Linked DNA regions of Mus musculus: regions 2 and 3 are each linked to region 1. A link is a loop called in an ENCODE intact Hi-C map of the cell type or tissue named here. Cell type or tissue: heart. All regions are shown on one strand. Region 1 holds the start of Ap1m2 (adaptor protein complex AP-1, mu 2 subunit). Region 2 overlaps Dnm2 (dynamin 2). Region 3 has its middle 19 kb from the start of Keap1.

Region 1 (5,000 bases):
TGCTAGCTTCTTTTCACAGGCACTATTATTTTCTGTGTGCATAGTGTGTGAGGGAGCATGCTGATGCCTGGTGTGTGTGTGTGTGTGTGTGTGTGTGTGTGTGTCTGTATGTGTGTGTGTCTGTGTGGTGTCTGTGTGTGTGTGGTCTCCATTCCCTTTCACTTGGGTTTGAGACTTAAACTCAGGTCGCCAGGCTTAGGCAGCCGGTGCCTGGGCTTGTTGAGCCTGTTTTGTTTTTGAGACAGTGAGGGTGTCACTCACACATAGCTCAGGCCCGATTCAAACTCCCTTGATTTCCTGATCCTTCTGCCTCCACCTTCCAAGTGCTGGAATTATGGCTGCTTATGCAGTGCGCTGGGACCATTACCTAGGTCTGTGTGCTAGGCCAGCCAGCTGCCCACTGAGGCACATGACCAGGCTGTCATTGCATTACAGGGCTCTTGTTTTCATCTCTACCGCTCTGATCGACACTGGAGAAGCTTGCTAGGATAGCCAGAGAGTTACACTTGGCGCATTTTTGAGCCCCAGGGTTGCAGAAGGACTGTGCTCACTGGTTCAGGGCGCTCAGATGGTGGGCATCTCATTTTACAAACACGGAAAATGACTCTAAGAGAGGTGAAGCCCCTTGCCACAGACGGCTGGAGAGGACGGGTTCCCGGCTCCTGGTCCTGAGCCCTAGGCCCGCGGACTCGCCCGGAGTACCTCGATCCCTCGCCCTCTGCCTCACCTTGCCCTTGACGTCCAGAATGAAGACTGCCGAGGCCGACATGGTGGCAGTCCGTGAAGCTAGGAGGCGAGAGCGAGCTGCAGAGGCGGCAGCGCTGCGGCTTCCTTCTTCCTGCGGAAGCGCCTTCGCCCAGGTGAGCCGCCAGGTGAGCGCGTCTTAAAGGGGAGGCCGCCAGGTGAATGCGTCTTAAAGGGGAGGCCGCCAGGTGAGAGGCACGGTCGGCGGCAAATGCCAAGGCTGGTCCAGGAGCCGCGACTGCTGTCCTGTCTCAAGTTCTCCATCGATCCTCGCATCCGCCTACCCATGTATCCATTCACGCTCCGCTTCCACTCACCCACCCACCCACACATCCATCCATCACCCCCTTCCACATACGTATACACATTCACATCTACATTAACCCACCCATACATACACGTATCCACCCAATCAAGCATCCATCCACCCACCAGGGCATCAGCCTGTTCGTGTGTCTATGTAACTTGTTCTCTCACCCACACATACCAGTTTCAACAGGACTTGGCCCTTTTTCTATGTGTGACCCGGTGCCCACCACTAGATGTTCAGTAGTGTTAATCCTTCTCACACTAAACATTTTAATTGTTTCGTTGTTTCTGTTGTTATTATTAGTATTGCTGTTGCTGCTAGTTGTATATATTTTTTTCAAAACAGAGTTCTCTGTGTAGCCATAGCTGGCCTCGAGTCCACCTGCGTCTTCCTCTCGAGTGCTGGGATTAAAGGCGCCACCATGCTTCGCTCGTGTTGTTTATTTGTTTTGTGTTATTAATTCTAGAAGAAGCCGGGCGGTGGCGCACGCCTTTAATCCCAGCACTCGGGAGGCAGAGGCAGGCGAATTTCTGAGTTCGAGGCCAGCCTGGTCTACAGAGTGAGTTCCAGGACAGCCAGGGCTATACAGAGAAACCCTGTCTCGAAAAACCATAAAAAAAAAAAAAAAAAAAAAAAATCTAGAAGAAAGGTTGAGATAGCCCGGATGGCCTGGAGCTCATTGTGTGGTCCAGACTGGCCTCAGCCTTACAAGTTCTGTGATTAGTCACGAACCAACATGTCTGACTTTGTTTTCCGTTTTCTAATTTCATTCTTTTTTTTTTAATATCCCAGGCTACCCTTAAACTCAAGATCATTCTGCTTCCCCATTGCTGGGATACCGTTTTGCGGAAGGTGATGGGGAAAAAAACCCACTCTAAACCTTAGCCTAGCCATCTACATGACGCTCCGCTGTGGAAGAAACGTTTCCTGTGCAGCCGCCAGGGGGCGACAAAGCCCGTTTGGGCATCGGTGCGGGCTCTGACCTTTAACAGGCCGGGAGTCCAGATGCAGCTATGAGGATCTCCCAAGGCAATTGTCCTAAAGCAGAGGGCCTGTGTGAAGAGCTTATCAGCCACCACCTGGGAGGAAGCAGAGCACAGACAGTCTCAGGGCCACACAGCCGGGTTATCAGGCCACAATTCTCTTATTCTGGTTGTTTTGACAGTCCTAGGGGGTGGAACGCCCACCTTTGCTGGTGACAGGCAAGCCCTGTGCCCCTGATTACATTCCCAGCCCTTAATGTTTTTGTCTGGGGCCTCATGTATAGCACAGGCTAACCTTAAATTCCCCCTTTTTTCTCTTTTTTTTCCTTTTAAATCTTTTTAAAGATTCATTTATTTATTATATGTAAGTACACTGTAGCTGTCTTCAGACAATCCAGAAGAGGGAGTCAGATCTTTTTACAGATGGTTGTGAGCCACCATGTGGTTGCTGGGATTTAAACTCCGAACCTTCGGAAGAGCAGTCGGGTGCTCTTACCCACTGAGCCATCTCACCAGCCCTCTTTTTTTCTTTTTTTTCAAGACAGGGTTTCTCTGTATAGCCCTGGCTGTCCTAGAACTCACTTTGTAGACCAGGCTGGACTGGAACTCAGAAATCTGCCTGCCTCTGCCTCCCAAGTGCTGGGATTAAAGGCTTGTGCCACCACCGCCCAGCTTTTTTATTTTTCACCTTAAATTGCCAAGTCTTCTGCCTAACCCTCCCCAGTTGCAGCACTATCTTCAGGCTCGCCATAAATACCTTCCCTACACCCTTTTTTAAAGACCCATCTAGGGGGCTGGCGAGATAGCTCAGTGGTTAAGAGCACCGACTGCTCTTCCGAAGGTCCCGAGTTCAAATCCCAGCAACCACAACCATCTATTCCAGGCCTTCATATTTAACCAAGGATCACCTTGAACTCCTGAGCACCTCTGTACCTTCTAAGGGACAGGGTGACATGCATACCCTACCACAGTCCATTGATGTGGTGCAGTGATCAGTGATCGGGAGGGAACCCAGGGCTTTGTGTATGCTAGGCAAGCGCTCTACCGGCTAAGCCAAGCCCTCATTTTCTGGATAACCCTTTGAGGGAACCAGCGAGCTGCTGTTATCTTCCATTGGCAAGATGGGGAGCCTGAAGTTTGGCTCCAAGAGGGTAAAATTGTCCAACAGTTTTGTTTGTCTGGTTTTGTTATTAATGCTATAATATAGTCCCAGACAGCCTGGAAATCATTATCCTCCTGCCTCAGTGCTGCGGGGATCACAGGAATGCTCGATCGTGCCCAGTTTACGTGGTGCTGGGGCTAGAACCCAGACACTCTTGCATGCTAGACCCATGATCTACCAGCTGGGCTCAACCCCTCAGCTTTTAGCTGGCTCCAGCTCATAGGCTCCAGGAGAGGAGTCCTTCCTTATCATCAGCAGACACAGGCAGCCTGGGCTCGCCTCACCTCTGCTGGGAGTGGGATAGGCAGATTCCAGGGGCTTCCCTGCTTGCAAGGACACTGTGATATACATACATACATACATACATACATACATACACACACACATTTACACACACACAAACACATGCTTGAGCTCACACACACATCTCAAAATACAAGGTGTGGAGAGAGCCAGAGAAGCCAGGCTGGTAACACAAGCTTTTAACCCTAGCACTCTCCAGATAGAAGCAGGCAGATCTCCACAGTCAGAACTCTCCAGGACAGCCAGGGCTACATATTGTCACCTTGACTAAAGACAGAACTCATAATTGGGGGGGGGGGTGTCAGTGAAATTGCTCAAAGGTGGCTGTTTCAGCACCAGTCTAATCCCCAGGTCCTTCATGATTGATGGGAGAGAACCGACTTCTATAGGTGGTCCTCTGCCCTCTGCACACAGACACAGAAAATAAACCAAATATAATTTTAAAGAAAGATGGCTAGCTCCTAAGAAGGGAATGTGTCTGGAGTTGTCCTCAGGCCTCCGGACTTAAATGTGCACAGCACAAAGCCAGCAACACCCTCCTGGGACCTAAGATGCATTCACATGGTAAATGGAACCCAGAAGCCTGGGCCCAACGCCCTGGAATCTGAAACTCAAGGCCTAGTTAGCTAAAAAATTCATGAGACCAAGAGCCTCCTTGGGGGCAGAGAACAGACTCTCACTGTCTTGCCTCGGCCAGCCCAGCCCAGCCCAGCCCAGCCCAGCCTGGCTTAGCACAGCCCAGTTTGGCTCAGTAGCCACCACCATCCCCGGGATGGTGGCTTTGTCCCAGTTTGTTCTAAATATCTTGTCCTCCTCCTCCCTCCCTGTGTCCGACCTCAGTTTCTACTTATCAGCCTCCTTCCTTCTCCTCCCTCTAAAGAAATGTCTACCCCAGCAATCAGCGCCCACCCTCCCTCTCACACCTATGGCTCCCAACCCAGCAGTCAGACTCCAGCTGACCTATGGCCCTCACCCCTCATTACAAAACTCTCACCAAATTTGCTTTCTTTATGTCATTGTTTCTCTGTGGAGAGGTCCCTCTGACTTCCTACTTTGTGTCCAGGACACAGCCCTCCTCTGGGTTTTTCTATGGCCGGCAGGGACCCTTCACAACTGGCTACTAACCTTGCTGTTTTGAGGCAGGGTTTCTTTGTGAAACCTTGGCTACTCATTGAGTAGACCAGGCTGGCCTTGAACTCAGAGATCCACCTGCCTCTGTCTCCCAAGTACTGGGATTAAAGGTGTGCTCCACCACCACCCAGCTTGTTGATATTTTTGAGATGGCGGTGGTGGCACAGGCCTTTAATCCCAGCACTCGGGAGGCAGAGGCAGGCAAATTTCTGAGTTCGAGGCCAGCCTGGTCTACAGAGTGAGTTCCAGGACAGCCAGGGCTACACAGAGAAACCTTGTCTCGAAAAACCAAACCAAAAAAAAAAAAAAAAAACAAAAAACAAACAAAAAAAAACAGGGTCTTTCTTTATAACTCTGGCTGTCCTGA
Region 2 (5,000 bases), 160 kb after region 1:
GCTGTGCTAGGAATGCAAAGCAGAGCTTTGTGGATGATGGGTGGGTCCTGGACCACCTGGGCTTATAGCCTGAGCTACATGGTGAGTTCCAGGCCAGTCTGGGCTACATACCGAACCCCTGCCTCAGAAATGAAGAAGGTATGATGGGAAGACACGTGGCTTGGGAAGTAGAGTGCTTGCTACACAAGGGAAAGGCTTGCATTCTCCTATAGCAGCCATGCAGAACGCAGCACTGCACTGCACTGCACGTCTTTAATTACGGAACTCTGCAGGTCTGGGCAGATGGTCCATCCCTGGTGCTCAGTAGCTACCCAGTGTAGCTCTGGGCTCAGTGAGGAAACCCTTTCTCAAAAGAAGCCAGCAAGATAGCTCAATGGTAAAGACACCTTCTGGCAAGCCTGGTGACCAAGTTTAGTTCCCAGAACCCACATGGTAAGGAGACAGCTGACTACCATGGATCCTCTGACTTCTACTTCTTGATACACAAACACACTCACACATACTGACACAAATGCACACTTACACACATGCGCACGCACACACACACTCTCCTTCTCTCTCTTTCTCTAAAAATATATTAAATTTTTAAAAAGTATAAATATGGTAGAGAACAATTGTGGAAGATATTTGTGTGACCTCTGACCTCCACACACGTGTACGCATGAGGGTACTCACCCAACACAGAAAGTACACAGTGAAATGTGTTCTAGTAGGAGTGTTAGGAGTGACCCCAGGTGTGACTCCCCTTGGGAACTTGCTGGTGTCCACTGGGTTTCTACAGGCTGTGTGTAGGCTCTGAACTCTAAATGGGGCTCTCACCACCTTGCCTGTTGATTTCCCCCTCAGTGTTGAACTTGACCCTCATCGACCTCCCAGGCATCACTAAGGTGCCGGTGGGGGACCAGCCGCCAGACATCGAGTACCAGATCAAGGACATGATCCTGCAGTTCATCAGCCGCGAGAGCAGCCTCATTCTTGCCGTCACACCTGCCAACATGGACTTGGCCAACTCAGACGCCCTCAAGCTGGCCAAGGAGGTGGACCCCCAAGGTAACCGCCCGCACTGGGCAGCAGCCAGTAGTGCTGGGTCCCCTCCCTGAGGTGCTTTCTGTCACAGTTGTGTTAGAAGCCTCCTGAGATTCAGCATTCCCTGTAACCACATCACTATAACCAACACTGTGACAGAGCCACCGTCTTTTTTTTTTTCTTTTTTTTCCTTTTTTTTTTAATTAGGTATTTTCCTCATTTACATTTCCAATGCTATCCCAAAAGTCCCCCATACCCTCCCCCCCACTACCCTCCCCACCCACTCCCACGTTTTGGCCCTGGCGTTCCCCTGCACTGAGGCATATAAAGTTTGCGTGTCCAATGGGCCTCTCTTTCCAATGATGGCCGACTAGGCCATCTTCTGATACATATGCAGCTAGAGTCAAGAGCTCCGGGGTACTGGTTAGTTCATATTGTTGTTCCACCTGTAGGGTTGCAGTTCCCTTTAGCTCCTTGGGTACTTTCTCTAGCTCCTCCCTTGGGAGCCCTGTGATCCATCCATTAGCTGACTGTGAGCATCCACTTCTGTGTTTGCTAGGCCCTGGAGAGTCACTGTCTTTTAAAGAGCATACAGGGTTAGTTAGGCTCCTGGTTTCAGAGTGTCCTCTTGTGATTGGTGGTTTGTTGCTGCTGGGCCTGTGAGCAGATAACACTTTCCTGTGCACGTGGGGAGCAACATGGAATAAGAAAAGGTCAAGGGAGGCAGAGGCAGGTGGATTTCTGAATTTGAGGCCAGCCTGGTCTACAAAGTGAGTTCCAGGACAGCCAGGGCTACACAGAGAAACCCTGTCTCGAAAAAACAAAACAAAACAAAACAAAAAAAAGAAGAAAAAGACAAGGGATCCCTTTAAGTGTGATGCTTCAAGTGACCCCAGCGACCTACAAGCTTCAAGGAGACCTCACTTCACCACCTCTCAGTGGCTCTCCTCTACAGACAGCTTAGCACACGGGCCTTTGAGAGACATTTAAGACCCACATTTTAGTCTGCAGATTTAACCCCAGTGAGGGGTTGTCCGTTCAGAGGTGCCCAGCTTGAATGATTATCTGGGTTTGATCAGAGGTGCCCAGAATGAATGATTATCTGGGTTTGATCTGAGAATCTGTTAAGAGTACTTTCTGCTGGACATGGTAGCACACGCCTTTAATCCCAGAACTTGATAGGCAGTGGCAGGTGGATCCCCTTGAGTTCAAGTCTAGCCAGGGCTTCACAGTGAAACCCTGTCTAGAAAGGGCTTGGTGGATGGCACTTAACTGTTCTTTTTATTTTTTTGGTTTTTCGAGACAGGGTTTCTCTGTATAGCCCTGGCTGTCCTGGAGCTCACTTTGTAGACCAGGCTGGCCTCGAACTCAGAAATCCGCCTGCCTCTGCCTCCCGAGTGCTGGGATTAAAGGCATGTGCCACCACGCCCGGCTGGCACTTAACTGTTCTTGCAGAGAACATGGGTTCGGTCCCCGCACCCATACGATGCCCACAACAATCTGTGGTTTCAATTCCTGGGATCTGATGCCCTCTTCTGGCCTCTGCAGGTACAACATGGTACACAAATATACATGCACACCAAACACTCATACACACACACATAACTTAGTTGACCTAATGGCATATATAAATCAATAAGACCCAGTCTTTAGCAGAGCCCTCCCAGGACACAGTTATAATTCCAGGCACATCTGTCTGCATTGTGCAGTTGTATCTGGTGAGATGAGAACGTCTGGGCCTGGAGTAGCTCTGTTGGTGTGTGCCTGTCAAGCAGGCAGGATCCCAGCACTCTGTGACGCTGGTGTGGTGCCGCACACTAGAGGTGAAGGCAGGGGGATCAAGATTTCATCATCTGCTACACTGAGAGGCCAGCCTGGGCTACAGGAGAACCTCTCTCAAAAAACAAGAAGAAATAAAACCTGGAAAAGTAGAGAAGGGCGCACACACCCTGGGAGAGTCCGGGTGGGGTTTTGAGCAGAGGAGGCCTGTGAGGCCGCAGAATGAGCTGCAGGTAGGGCTGTGTGCCCTCGTCAGGAGCTTCTTAGCCCATCCAGCCGTGCTGTCCGCTGTCCACACACAGTGGGCGTGGCCATGGCAAACATTAGCAGGGCAGTGCAGGCGGTCACCATTTGTGAGCACATTTTTCTTTTCTTTTTTTCTTTTTTCTTTTCTTTTTTTTTTTTTTTTTTTTTTTTTTTTTTTTTTTTTTTTTTTTGCCTTTGAAAATACTCATGGTTTTTACAGAAAAGTTACCATGGAAAAATCAGGAGCCTGCAAAGCTCCCTTTTTCCATGTAGATAGCGCTGGCCACAGTTCCTTTCAAAGTTTTTCTTACACGTAAACTTATTTTTTAAGAGGACAGTCTCTCCTTATTTCTGTCTGTGCCTCTGTGGTCATTGCTTTTGTTGATTGCAACTTTTCTTTGTTTATTTTTCAATCATGGTTTCAGAATGTAGCCCTGGCTTACCTGTACTTCACTGTGTAGACCAAGGCAGTCTCAGTATCAGATTCTACCTGCCTCCCCCTCCCAAATATTAAGATTACAGCAAGCCACCATGCCTTGCCCTACTTTATATTATAGTGATAGTGTGTTACTCTGTGGGCAGGCCCCATTGTACAGTTACCCTCTCCTCACCCTCACTGTCTCTCTTCTCAGCAGCTGGCTTCCTGGGCAACCATGGCTCAGGCCCCTCTCCACTCATTTCTCTCCATAGTGTGGCCTCTTCCCTATCAACTATGAATTCTTATAGGTGTACCCACTTCACAATAGTGCCAGCTAAGGTAGTCACCTGTGATGGCCAAGTTGATCCCAGTCTTCTGTGGGCCTCCATTAGCCTCTGTGTGTCTTGCACACATGGAACATACAGGCAACACATTCACAGGTGTGTCCAAGCCGGTGCCTGGGTTCCTTATGTATCAGGTGGTTCTTGTTAGTTAGGCAGGATCTTCTGTGGTCCAGATTGGCTTCAAACTCTGTTTAGTGGGAGATGACCTTAAACTTGTGATCCTCCTGAGTCTACCTCCCGAGGGCTGAGGTCACGGGTGCACACCTTGCAGGCTCAGTGTAACCAGATGTTTAGGAAAGAGCCCAGGCTCCTTGGCAAGTGCTCCGCACCTCACCTGGCACAGGGTCGACCTAGGGTTTCTGAATGCTAAGGCAAGTCCATGGAGTACATGGGCTTCTACCCTGGCTTGGAAGCTCAGCTTATAAACTGCTCGGGTGAACCGTGGTCAGGACCCCAAACTAGGGATCCGGGAGCAAGGGAGGCTGAGAAGCACAGTGGATTTATTTGGTGGTGTGGCTTTGCTGTGGGATGTGCTAACTCTGGTTGACTTGGGGAGAACTTTGATGGGCTGGTCCTTGGAGTAGTAATTGGGCCAGGTTGCTCAGGTTCAAATGTGATGTTGAGAATGGGCAGGGGGGATTCTAGTTTCCGTGATGTTCATTGGTTCTGCTGGGGTCTTGTTATGCGCTTACCAGTGTTCTGTCACTAGAGCAGTAACTGTCATTTTATACTCTGCCAACAGTTGTCCAGGCAAAAGATACCATGGCTTGTCCCTGTCTCTTGGACTGTAGAGGGCCCCAAGGGCCCTTGATCATGATCCCTTCTGACCTCTGGACTCTTTCAGGCCTACGGACCATCGGTGTCATCACCAAGCTAGACTTGATGGATGAAGGCACAGACGCCAGGGATGTCCTGGAAAACAAGCTACTGCCCTTGAGAAGAGGTATGTACACAGGGCTGGGGTGGGCCACAGATCAGGGGTGTATCTTTTGTGGTTCTCCTCTGGACACAGTGTTTCTACATTACAGCTGTTTTCTGGAACACTAAGAAGCAGGTATGCAGCCACACTCGTGCTCGGTACTTGCTGTAATCCCAGCACTCTGGAGGTGGGGTTGGGGTCAGGAATTCCAGGTCATCTTGGGCTACATAGAAAGTTCTCTGTCAGCCTGGGCTACATGAGACCTTGT
Region 3 (5,000 bases), 93 kb before region 1:
TGTGCCGCACTAGCCACATGCAGGTCAGAGAACTCACATGGGGGTGAGTTCTCCCCACTGTGTGAGTTCCAGGGACTGAGGTGATGCTATCGCGCCTTCACACGGAAGACAATTTTTTTGTTTGTTTGTTTTTTTTGAGACAGGGTTTCTCTGTATAGCTCTGGCTGTCCTGGAACTCACTCTGTAGACCAGGCTGGTCTCGAACTCAGAAATCCGCCTGCCTCTGCCTCCGGAGTGCTGGGATTAAAGGCGTGCGCCACCACGCCCGGCTTAGTAAGCCAATTTTTTAAAATTTACTCTTGTTAAAAAAAAAAAAAAAGATTAAGCCTGTGGTAGCACCTTTGACCCCAGCATTGGGGCGACAGAAGCAGATGAACCTGTGAGTTTGAGGCCAGTCTGATTTACATGGCAAGTTCCAGGACAGCCAGAGCTACAAGAGCGGACCCTGTCTCAAACAATTATTCTTATTCATGTGTACATGTGCAAACCTGTCTGATATGCGCATGCTGTCAGATCCCAGTGACCAGGCCGCCCAGTGTGGGTGCTGAGAACCAAGCCCATTCTCTGCAAGGGTAACAAGTGCTTACCCGCTGAGACATCTTTCTAGGCAGCCTTCTTTTTTTTTTTTTATTTTAATGTTTTGTTCTTAATTTTTGTTACATCTTACTATTATTTATGTGCATGTGTGAGTACGTGCACACACACATGTGCACATATCCCTCAGCACACATGTCCAGTGCAGTTAAGCCAATTGAAACTAATCCCCGTCTAATGTACAGATGGATGGGACTCAGCCTATGGTTATTTTACTTGGCTTTGGACAGTTACTGGGGTCACCCCTAATCTACTTCTAGCTGCTGGACTGGCTGCTCCCCAGCACTGTGCCCCAGATACTTGCTGTTTCTCCCAGCCATCTCCTCTCATGGAGACTTCCTCCTCTCTGCTGTGCCCTTCTTCTCTCTCTCTTCTCAATCTACGACCCCAAAAAGGCTACCCCACCTACCTCTATTCCTTCCAGTAATTGGCTGCGGTGGGTAGAATCCAGGTCATTAGCCTCAGTAGCAGACATCTTTGTCCCTTGAACCACTAGCCTACATAGTATATATTTTTTGTTTTGGTTTGGTTTTTTGTTTTCGAGACAGGATTTCTCGAACTCTGAAATCTGCCTGCCTCTGCCTCGCTAGTGCTGGGATTAAAGACGTGCACCACCACACCAAAAATAAATCCTAATGTTCTTCCTACAAAGAATGAATATTTGAGGTGACAAATATAATTATTTATTTATTTATTTATTTTTAAATAAAGATTTATTTATAGGGCTGGAGAGATGGCTCAGTGGTTAAGAGCACTGACTGCTCTTCCAGAGGTCCTGAGTTCAATTCCCAGCAACCACATGGTGGCTCACAACCATCTGTCATGGGATCTGATGCCTTCTTCTGGTGTGTCTGAAGACAGAGACAGTGTACTCATATACATTAAACCTTATAAAATGCCTACTGAGATTTTAATTTGGGGTTGATTTTATTTTTAAAACATTTATGCCGGGCGTGGTGGTGCATGCCTTTAATCCCAGCACTTGGGAGGCAGAGGCAGGTGGATTTCTGAGTTCGAGGCCAGCCTGGTCTACAGAGTGAGTTCCAGGACAGCCAGGGCTATACAGAGAAACCCTGTCTCGAAAAAAACAACAATAAAAAATTTTTATTTCTATTTTTATGTGTGTGTGTGTGTGTGTGTGTGTGTGTGTGTGTGTGTGTGTGTGTAATGGGTATCTGTAAGTGCAGTGCCCAAGAAGGCCAGAAGGGGCGCTCAGATTCTCTGGAACTAGAGTTGCAGATGATTTAAAGTCACCACGTGGTTGCTGAATCCTCTGGAAGAGCAGCCAGGGCTCAGAACAGCATCACCATCTCTCTGACAGACTAACAAGAGAGACAGACAGATACCCAGTAAGTCAGATGGAGTTTCCTGTGGGGGTTGATTAAGCAAGATCTCTCCCAGGTGTGGCAGCACACACCTTTAGTCCCAACACTAGGAAGACAGAGGCAGGTAGATTGTAAGTTCAAAGCCAGCCTTATCTATGTAGAAAGACCCTGTATCAAAAAGGCTTAAATAATAGAGTCACACGTAGCTCCGGCCATTCGGGAGCTTATATGTACGACGATACCCTTGAACTCATCATGAGTCTCCTGTTAAACTTCCTAAAGGCTTATTCCACCACACAGGCTTATCCAAAGCTTAAATCTAAACTAGTTAATGTATCTACTCAGTTTCCCTTGCTGACAAATACAATAGCACTATTCCTGTGCAGACTACACGCTGGACATAGTGTGTTTTACTACATTACTACCAACAATCTGTATTACCAGTCAAATAGGTATTTGTCCCAAGTCAGGTAAGGAGCCAGAACTGGGAGCACAAGCCCTCTCGCGCCCCCTTCTGGGCTCCTGCGGAACTACATGTACATCAGGAAGCGGCGCAGGTGCAGACCATCCGAGAGGCGGAGCTAGGGCGGGAGGCTATTCCAAGCTATTATTGGCTAAGGTCGCTGTCAGTTCTGAAGAAAATAGCCAATGAGGGTTGCGGCCGCTCGACTTCTGATCTGCAGGCTGGGTTCTACTGCCTGTAGTCCTCCTAATGACCTTGCTTTCAATTTGATTTGAACAGGATCCTAAGGTCCTTTTTCTTAGAGTATCCTGGCCCTCGCGTCAATCCTACCTTAGGGTAGTACCTAGTTTATCCTTTTATTTTTGAGACAGAGTTTCATGTAGCACAGGCTGGCCATGAACTCTTATGTCACTGAGCTTGGCCTTTCACTCCTAATTGGCTCCTCCCGCTTCCACCTCCTAACTGTCGGGATGACAGACACACACCACCACCCAACCCTGTGATATTTATCCTGAATGATCTCAGGTCGCTTTCCACTTCCTTAAAGGAAGCCTAATCAGTCACGGCCGCTGGACCCTAACTGTAGAACAACAACTGTTGTTTCTGCTCAAAGCCCTGGGCTCTGTCCGGAGCACTGCGATCTGCCCCACCCCAGCACTCTGGAGGGAAGGCAGATAACTAGGGTTTCAAGCTCACCCTCTTCTTGCAGAATAGTGATTTAGAGGCCAGGAGCTCACAGGAAGGAGGGCAAATTAGCTGATAAGGGAACTTAGCATGTCCCATGTGACATACCTCATGTGACACTGCTTACAGAATTGGGCTGATATTTCTTCTAAAATAGCCACAGAGAGAATCCAATGCACTCAGCATGCATATATATTTTTAAGTTTTTTTTTTAGGTTTGTTTTATCTATTTTTTGTGTGTGCATGAGTGTTTTGCCTGCTTCTACATCTGTGCACCACATATGTGTCTGGTGTTTAAGGAAGTGGTGAACCTCCGTATGAGCTACACATTGAACCTGGGTACTTTAGCAAGCAGAACAAGTGCTCTTAACCAGTTGAGCCAAGTCTCCAGCCCCAAGTTTTTACATTTTTATTTTACTCCTGTGGTATTTTGGCTGCATGTATATACGTGTACCACAAGACGCAGTACCAGAAGAGATCAGAAGAGGGAGATAGATGCTTAGAACTAGAGTTACAAACATCTGTGAGCCGCCCTGTGGATGCCGGCAATCAACCCCCAGTCTGTGAGAACAGCCTAAAGCTCTTAACAGTTGCACAGCCCTTGCAACCCCAGGGTATTTGGGGAGACGCCCCAGCTGTAGACAGGGACTGCCCAGATGTAAGGATGAAATTCCAGCACACGGAATAGCTGATGGCTGGTCTCCAAGGGGCCACACTCTAGCAATAATTTTCTAGAAAATCTAGCCAGTTCCATGCAACTCCATGTATTTGCTCTTGGGATGTGTGTGTGTGTGTGTGTTTTCAAGAGTTCAAAGTTAGATGTGAGTGAGGCTTCTCTTGTTTGTGGTGTTAGATGTCAGCACTAAATATCATCTCTTCATTCCCTTTCCATCCTGCACGTGTGTGTGTGTGTGTGTGTGTGTGTGTGCACGTGCGCAACTATGGGCATGATGTGCATGAGTGGGGACAACTGATTGCGGCCGAATCTCTTTTTTGCTGGGTTTGTTTGGTTGTTTGGTTGGTTTGGTTTTTTGAGACAGGGTTTCTCTGTATAACCCTGGCTGTCCTGGTGTTTGTTTATTTTTAATCCTGACTTTGATTCCTTGTTTGTTTTGACACAGGGTCTCTCTCCCACAGTTGGCTGTGTAGACCAGACTGTGTAGACCAGACTCACAGAGAGCCTCCAGCTGGCTCTCCAGGACTGGGGTCTGCACCACCTGGGTCCAGATCCTTAGTTTACTTTTCATTCTTGGTATGTCTATAGCTATATGCACATGCCTATCCTGGATTCCCCTGAAGCTGGAGTCGCAGGCCTGGTTATCTGCTCGATGTGGGTGCTGGGAACCTAACTCAGGTCCCATTCAAGAGCAGCACGTGTTTCCAACTGCTGAAACATCTGCCCAGCCAGTCTGTATTTATTAGGTCAGGGGACACATTTAGTGTGTGGCGGTCAGAGAACAACTTCCAGGAGTCGTCATTTCTGCCAAGTTGGTGCTTGGGCGTTAATTCAGGCCACCAGCCTTGCTGACTACCACTGGGCCACCTCTCTGTCCTGTTTTTGTTTTTGTTTTTGTTTTTTTCGAGACAGGGTTTCTCTGTGTATCCCTGGCTGTCCTGGAACTCACTTTGTAGACCAGGCTGGCCTCAGACTCAGAAATCTGCCTGCCTCTGTCTCCCGAGTGCTGGGATTAAAGGCCTGTGCCACCACGCCTGTGTGTGTGTGTGTGTGTGTGTGTGTGTGTGAGAGAGAGAGAGAGAGAGAGAGAGAGAGAGAGAGAAAGAGATTTTTTTAAATTTTTTTAAGTTTTTTTTTTTTTAGCTTTATGTATATGGAGATTTTGACAGCAACCTTGGAGGTCAGCAGAGGGCTTCCGATCCCCCAGAACTACAGAGGGTTGTGAGCTGCCACGTGGGTGCTGCGTATTGAACCCAGG

The links. Peaks named below come from ENCODE experiments on the same cell type or tissue, not always from the same donor. Only the 100,000 strongest peaks of a DNase experiment are listed, where the experiment ranks them.
Region 2: it touches region 1 in a loop (2.5-fold over the local background); 7 of 42 quality-filtered maps call a loop at or near these places.
Region 3: a loop joins it to region 1, with 2.3 times the contacts of the local background. A loop is called at or near these places in 3 of 42 quality-filtered maps.

Annotation. Positions count from the first base shown.
Region 1 is chr9:21,311,480-21,316,479 of GRCm38, forward strand. Ap1m2 (adaptor protein complex AP-1, mu 2 subunit) reads right to left here and starts at 854. Exons shown (of 11, transcript NM_009678.2): 1 at 728-854. The coding sequence starts at 769. In heart, a CTCF peak has its summit at 1,988 (motif pointing right); a DNase peak (open chromatin) is centred at 2,032; H3K4me3 peaks cover 779 bases; H3K27ac peaks cover 974 bases; H3K27me3 peaks cover 1,545 bases.
Region 2 is chr9:21,466,686-21,471,685 of GRCm38, forward strand. It overlaps Dnm2 (dynamin 2), which reads left to right. Exons shown (of 21, transcript NM_001253893.1): 4 at 847-1,050; 5 at 4,658-4,756. It overlaps Gm46104 (a long non-coding RNA gene), which reads left to right. Exons shown (of 2, transcript XR_001779096.1): 1 at 1-138; 2 at 273-512. Among named protein-coding and RNA genes, the nearest start is that of Gm46104, 3.4 kb to the left of the region's middle. In heart, a CTCF peak has its summit at 2,569 (motif pointing left); a DNase peak (open chromatin) is centred at 2,566.
Region 3 is chr9:21,218,172-21,223,171 of GRCm38, forward strand. No RefSeq gene overlaps it. Among named protein-coding and RNA genes, the nearest start is that of Keap1, 19 kb to the right of the region's middle. In heart, CTCF peaks have their summits at 2,437 (motif pointing left) and 3,541 (motif pointing right); DNase peaks (open chromatin) are centred at 2,530 and 3,600; H3K4me3 peaks cover 890 bases; H3K27ac peaks cover 961 bases.